Regions from separate parts of the Mus musculus genome. Here region 1 is linked to region 2. Evidence: chromatin contacts called from ENCODE Hi-C or POLR2A ChIA-PET data. All regions are on one chromosome and are shown on one strand. Each heading gives the region's core, a stretch centred on a gene start or an enhancer-like site at or near the end of the contact. The rest is flanking DNA. Distances are from core to core; before and after follow the strand shown.

Region 1 (3,280 bases), core at 223-2,722, 37 kb after region 2:
CGGGGCTGTCACTCCTGCTGCTGTGGCCTCATCTGCTTCTCTCTTTCTGTCTGACAGGCCTAGCCGCCCGCCCGGTGCCTCCCCCTGCTCCTGCATGGCGGGACGGGCAGCGCCTCCTGCGGCCCCTCCAGTGCTGTCCCTCCGCTGTCTAGCAGCCCTAGGGGCGTGTCAGCCGCACCTCTGGGACGGGCCCTTCCTTGCGGTGCTGCCGTCCTTTTGGGTTCTTGATTTCTGGATACATGTAGCTTTGCCAGATATGTACTTAGAGATATCAACCGTGTTAATAAGCCCATTAATGTGTAACAACAAGTTTAACAGTTAAGAGAGAGTAGCTGTTCACCTTGAAGACAGGCCTTAGTGTCACGCAGGTTTATTACAGTGGCATGATGGTGACCTGTGCAGTCACTGAGCTGTAGGAGTGAGGCATGTGCTGCACGTCCCTGTCGTACTTAGAGACCTGGCCGGTGCCCTGCGCGGGGCCTCCCCAGGACACACTGACGTAGATTTGCTGTGTAGTCTTGGTGTGGAAATTTGAATTCTGCTTTTCTCTACTAATCTGAAGTGCTCCGTGATGTGTGTATGTGTCTTTCTAACTTCTAATAAACTCACTCCAACTGACCTGTGTCTTGTGTCTGTCTGCTCTGTACATTTCTTGCTCTTCTGGGCGCAGCGCTGCGTGGGCTCTAGCAGCAGTCAGTTTCTGGGATCCCCTGAGGGCCGTTCTGAAACTCCGTGCTGCTGTGCACAGGTCCCTCTGCACTTGACTTCTCGGCCAGTCTCGGCCAGGTGTTTCCGTAGTGTCTGAGTTGGTCATGGGGACAGCTGGCTGCTTTTCTTCAGGCATCTAAGACTTCTGGCGTTTGTATAAAAATGAGCATTTTATTAAAAACTTGCAGCTGTGGGGGTGAAACTGTCGGGAGTATACTGCCTGTGTGAGGCCTGGTGTCCTGCCGGGGCACACATGCTCATGTGACATGGAGTCACACTTGGCTTGAGGATGCCTTAGTTCTCGTGACCCTGTGCTGTCCTTTGTCCTGGGACAGCCTCGGGCTCACTCTCCCTTGGGAATGTGGCTGCCTCTGCATGGATCCTTCATTTCCAGGATTCCTGACCGGGTGTTGTCTGTAACATGTCTGTGCTCACTGCAGGCTGCTGGCTCTGGCAGGACTCACGTGCCAGCCAGTGCCTGGCAGCAGTTGGGGTTGTTGGGCTGAGCATGGGGCAGGAGGGGACACCCACAGCGTTACACTTGTTCACGTGTTTTTCAGGATGGCACTGGATCTTTAAAGCGCAGTGGCTCCTTTAGCAAACTCCGGGCTTCCATTAGACGCAGCAGTGAGAAGCTGGTTAGGAAGCTGAAGGGAGGAAGCTCACGGGACAGTGAGCCGAGGAACCCTGGGTAACTATCTCCCGAGCGCGCCCCTTCCCGCCAGTGTTGGTTCCGAGCCGCAGCCCATCCGAGGCAGCCTTCCTGGAACTCAGGGTTGGTCCCAGGAGCGGTCGGTCGGTCGGGTGCTCCGCCTGCTGCTTTCCAGGGCAGGTTGAGGAGCTGTTGGGAAGCTGGCTGGTCGAGGCTCAAAGGGAGCGGTGGAGCGCCTTGATTCTGTTCAGAGAAAGCCTTGATGGTGGGTGGGGGTTTAGTCTCCCGACCCTGAGCTAGCATGGTGGGTCGCACCTGTGATCTCAGTGTCTGAGAGGCAGCACAGGGTCTAGTGAGACTGCCTCAGAGTTAAAATGGGGCCAGGAAATGAATCGGGTGTTAAAGGCACTCACAACCTTCAGGGTCCATACGGCAGGTAGGCAGGTACGGCAGGAGAGAACTGGCTCTCTGACACACACAGCCCAGGAAAATTGGCTTCACGTGTAAAGTGCTTGCCACTCGAGCCTGAGGATCAGGGTCTGCATCCCCAGCATTCATGCAGAGGGGCATGGTGTGTGTGTGTGTGTGTGTGTGTGTGTGTGTGAGTGTGTGTGTGTCTAGCCCCAGGATTAGGGCAGGTGGAGGAAATCAGATTTTGGCCAGCCAGTCACCTAAGTGGTCTGCTCCAGGTTCAATGACTGTGTCTTAAGGGGAGGAGTGATAGAGGACTCTGAAGATGACCTGGGGACTCTGCACACACATGTGCACACACACGCTCATGTGCACACACACTCATGCACACGCACACACGTACATGCTCTTGTGCACACAACACCCACTGAGCTGCTGAGTCGGCACCCCCAGTGCGTGCAGCATCATTTCTCTCTAAGTTAGCACTGGCGTGACTCCTTCAAAACTCACCGTCCAGAAGGAAAGCTGTGGTCACACTGACAGCCAGGGATTGTGGGGCAAGAGTGGTTTCTGATGAGGTTTGAGTTTTGTGACTTTGTTAAAAGGCACACCTGTAGATTTTCAAAGCTCTGGGCTTTGCTGGTTTAAGGAGAGGCATGAAAGTCACGGGGCTTTGAGTGGAGGTGTCCGTGTTGTTAAAGGGATTTTCTACAAGGGTCACAGGGAAGGCTCTCGGGCTAATGCTGCTCTGTAACAAGCTGCTATGCCTCGTCCCTCTGTGCTGGCAGCTGCCCCACTGGGGACATTCTCTGGAGCCTCCTCAGTCATTCTTTATGTCCCAGACTTCCTGGACAGAACCTGCTCAGTAGAAACGCACAGGGATGCAGTTTGAAAAGGTGTCCCTGGTCACACCCCACTGCTCAGGACACTCCCAGGCTCCGGCCGGCTAGGAGTGTGCAGTATTTGGGGAACGTGTTGGAAATGAAAGTGTTTTCTGAGCTGTTCTGTTGGCTTATGCCTTCTGAAAGTGTCCACTTCCATTCTCAGGGTCATTGCCTTAGGCCCCACGCCGCACTGTCAGCTGGGCCTGGGGCTACTGTGCCCCAGCTAACCTTGTGCATGTGTCACAATCTTGGCTATGTCCCTCAGAAAGCTCTCTGGGTTCATAGTAGATCTGGGAGACAGGTTGGCCTGAGGCAGAGGCACACTATGATTTTTATTAGTAGTTGTGGAGAGGGTCTGAGGAGTTCATAACATCCGTGAAGACGTGGAAGCTTCATTGTCTGAACACTGTGGAAGTCTGTGGGGCAGACTGCCTCCTGCAGCCTCTGCCTGGGGTGGAGCCATGCCGGCAGCCTCAGGGCTGATGGGATGCCAAGCTTTAGGTAGCAAGAGAGCCAGAAAGGCAGGCAGCAGCTCCCGTGGGATCAAACTTTGTTTATTCCAGCACTGAGAGGGAGCATGGAGGATGCTGGCGGTTTCGCTTAGGCTGAGTACTTGGGGTAAAAT
Region 2 (3,382 bases), core at 116-2,615:
GGCCTTTGTAGACCAAGCTAAGGAGTTTTATGCTCATGCTGAGAGTGATGTATGTCTGCAGCAGGGTTGATTAGCTTGGTCTTTCCTCCTCCCCAACACAGCAGGGGTGCTCCTGTCTCAAGATTTAATGGAGTGTTCTACGCTGGTTCCGTGGTCCTGTTCTTTCCTGTGTGTGTCAGCACAATTTTCTGACCTTGGAGTTTGGGTCATGTGCCACTCCCTCACCACTCTGCCTGCAATTTTACTGTTTTCAACAAGTCAGATTCTGTTTGAGCTTGTTTTTTCTCATTGGAATGGGAGCTGGCCAGCAGACACCATCTGCCACTTTATGTACCTGGGTCTTCCTGTGAGAACCTTGGGAACTTAGTGGATATCAGTTGAAGGGGCAAAAGAACGAGATGATAAAGCTTGAACAAAGCAATGGCAGGGACAGATGAAACAAAAAAGCCCTTTGCTTGCTGAAGAAGTGTGTGCATATACAGGACTCGGAGGGGCAGTGATTGACCCATGGGAAAGAAATGGGCTCCCGCTTAGCCTACTCTTTTCTTTCCAACACCACCTGGGCAGGGGCCGTCATATGCTTTGTTCAGATGTATGGCAGTGGCTGAAGAGCCGGCGACACCCAACATCCAAGCAGCAGTTTGTGTGCTGGGGCAAGTGAAGCCTGCAGTAAAGACTGAACCCACAGCCTCTCCTTAGGCCAACATGGGCTGCTGCGCTCCCCACGGGAGCTGCCCCTTTATTGGCCAGCCTTTGAATTTTCTAGGAGGTCAAAGTAACTGGATCTGCTTGTTAAGATCAAAAGCACCTGCCTCCCTGATGTTGGTAGGTATAAGTGCAGGGTGGAGGACCGCAGCAGGTTCTGGGCAATACCATCAGAAGAGGGAAGCGTTTCCCAAGGTGGGGAGGCTGTGGGCATTCGCAACCCCTCCCCGTTAGTAATACAACCGCGCCATTCTGGAAACGTCTAAAGGCACCTGGAGGGTTCCCAAGCCGGTGGCAGGCAAGCTCGGCCTTGCCACTGACTCAGCGTCCCCTCCAACCCGCTGCTGAGTCAGGCCTGCAGTTGGGGTGCCAGGCGGCTGTGCGAGGCTCAGGAGCAACCTGAGCTGGCAAGCCTGCCCTTTGGGCCAGGCTGGAGGTCGAGCGAGAGCTGCGGCCAGGAGCGAGCCGCAGAGGGTGGGTCCTGGCCGCCTGGCGATCTTCCCGTCCTCCACGGGTGGAGGCGCGGCGAGGGAAGCCTCCCGGTCTGAGGCCACCACACACAGATTAGAGAGGCTCCTGGAGAGCTCCGGGCTGCGGACCCCAGCCTCAGTTTCCCCTGAGCCCCGCCCGGCGGCGCGAGGGCGGGTGACGTCACGGCGCACAGCATTGTGGGGCGGGCGCGGCGCCGGCGACGCCATTTTCGGCGGCGGAGGGTGGCGCGAGGCTGCGGAGCGCGGGTCAGGGTGAGGATGCTGCGGGGCGGCTGCGGAGGCGCCGCTTGCTGCTGAGGCGGCTGGGCTCTGCGCGGCCTCGGCCTGTGACAGCGCGACGAGCGCGACTCTCCCGATCGGACGGTGAGTGCGCGGCCTGGTCCCCGCCCCGCCCCGGGCTCCGCGCGGCTGGTGCGCAGTGCTCCAGACGCGGCCGCGACCCCTTCCCGCCTGCATCCTCCGGGCTGAGGCTTCTGGACCTTTCCGTCCACCGCCGCATCTGCACCCGGCCCTTCCAGGCTGCGATTTTGCTCCTCCGCCCGAACCCAGTCCCCTCCCTGGCCTTTCCATCCCTGTCTGCACCCTGGGGTTCCCTCTCCTCTCCGCTCCGTCCGCGCCCCTCCGTGCTCCGGTCTCTTGTCACCTCTGCCTGCGCGCCAGTAGTCTGCGGTCCTTGTCCTCTCTCAGCCTGTGCACATCCAGCAGGGGTTTCTGTCCTTTCTCCGCCTGCGCCTTTCTAGGCTCGGGTCTCTTGTCACCTCTCTGCGCTCCTCCAATCTGCGGTCCTTGTCCCTGTCTACCTGCGCCCCTGCTTTGGGTCCCTTCCCTGTCACTGGCTGCGCCCCTCCTGGCTGGGGTCTTTGTCGTCATCTCTCTGCCTGTACATCCAGGCTGAGGCTCTTCTCCCTTCCCTTCCTGTTCTGGTTCGGGTCCTGTCCTATCTCTGCCTGTCCCTCTCTGAGTTGAGGTCCTTGTCCCTTCTTCGTCCGTGACCCTCTAGGTTTGGGGCTCAGCTCTCTCTGCCTGCACTCTAGACTTCTGTTCCTGCCCCTTCTCTTCCACTCCCCTCCTGTGTCCCTCAGGCTTCTGTCCCATCTGTGTTCAGGGCCCCGCCCTGACTCGGGCCTCGGGGCGGGGGCGGCCTTCCAATGGCAGCTGTGGGCTTAAGGGACCCAAAGCCTGTCTGCTGAGGTCCTGAAGAGGTGGTGGTGGTGGTAGTGTGTGTGTTGGGGGTCAGCCGACTGGCTTTGTCTCAGGCCTCCCCGCCCTTCTAGCCCCCACCTCTCCCCGGCACCGCCCTGGGTGGCGTGCTGTCATGCTGTGGTCCATGGCCAGTGGCCAGCCAGTCTCTTTCTTTCAGTGGCCGGGTGTGGAATCTCCCTGTGACCTGAATGTGCCCGGCCTGGAGTGCTTTTCCTTGTTACATGTGGAGCCCCCTTCCCGTAAAAAAAAATTAAGGTGTTAATAAAGTAATATTAATATGTGACCGAGTGGATGGCATTATAATGAAGTTTGCAGGCCGTTTCCAGCTGTGTTGTGTTGGAATTGCTACTACCTGCTACTGTTATGTTATTGGTGATCTGGTGTACTTGCAAAAATGATGTCTTTAAAAAGCATGAGAACAAGAAATTTATATACCATTTAAACTGCTATGTTTTTGATTCTTTGCATTACTTAAATTCCAAGGCTCTTTATACGGTATGACAAAGCCTTAGGTCAGAATTAGCCTGGAATGCTTTGTAATAGGACAGTGAAACCCCATTAGGAAACTCGATCAACCTTGAGTCTCCTAAGCATGCCATAGTTAGGGATCTTCTACATGGAGGCCTATAGGCCTCAGTTGTGGTAGGAAATTTGACTTACTGTTCTTTGCAGTAAGTATTTGTAAGAATGCAATGATTCTATTTAAAATTCCACAGTGTGCGGTATGTGGGAGGGCGGGCCCCTTCTAGATCATTAAAGAATGCAGCATGTTGCAAGTCCAGCCTGATGCTCTGGTGGAACCAAGAGGGGTGGGACCTGGTGGTGACCGCTCTGTAGCACCAGCATTGTGAGAGCGTGTGTGGTGAACACATAGCAGGAAGTGACAGTATATGCCTATAACCCGGACACACTTGGGAGCCACAACTGCATAGCAAAATCTCAAAACAAAAATCCAAAGCAAGAAAAGCATAGACTTGCATGGA

What was found. A loop is a pair of places that touch in the nucleus more often than their neighbours do. ChIA-PET counts read pairs that join two places held with the same protein, here RNA polymerase II (POLR2A).
Region 1: a loop to region 2 is called in a map of gastrocnemius, with 1.9 times the contacts of the local background. The contact joins the enhancer-like site here to the promoter of Klc1 in region 2. A Hi-C loop is called at or near these places in 2 of 37 maps with a recorded cell type or tissue (gastrocnemius and heart). POLR2A ChIA-PET finds 5 or more read pairs at or near these places in 2 of 5 experiments (both embryonic stem cell).

The regions. Positions count from the first base shown.
Region 1 is chr12:111,794,280-111,797,559 of GRCm38, forward strand. It overlaps Klc1 (kinesin light chain 1), which reads left to right. Exons shown (of 16, transcript NM_001025360.2): 14 at 1,269-1,399. Among named protein-coding and RNA genes, the nearest start is that of Xrcc3, 18 kb to the right of the region's middle. Within about 2 kb of position 1,473, at least 2 of the 3 ENCODE cell types and tissues checked have a DNase peak (open chromatin) inside an H3K27ac peak, as active enhancers do; they include gastrocnemius, where a contact is called at or near this core.
Region 2 is chr12:111,757,484-111,760,865 of GRCm38, forward strand. It overlaps Klc1 (kinesin light chain 1), which reads left to right and starts at 1,366. Exons shown (of 16, transcript NM_001025360.2): 1 at 1,366-1,559.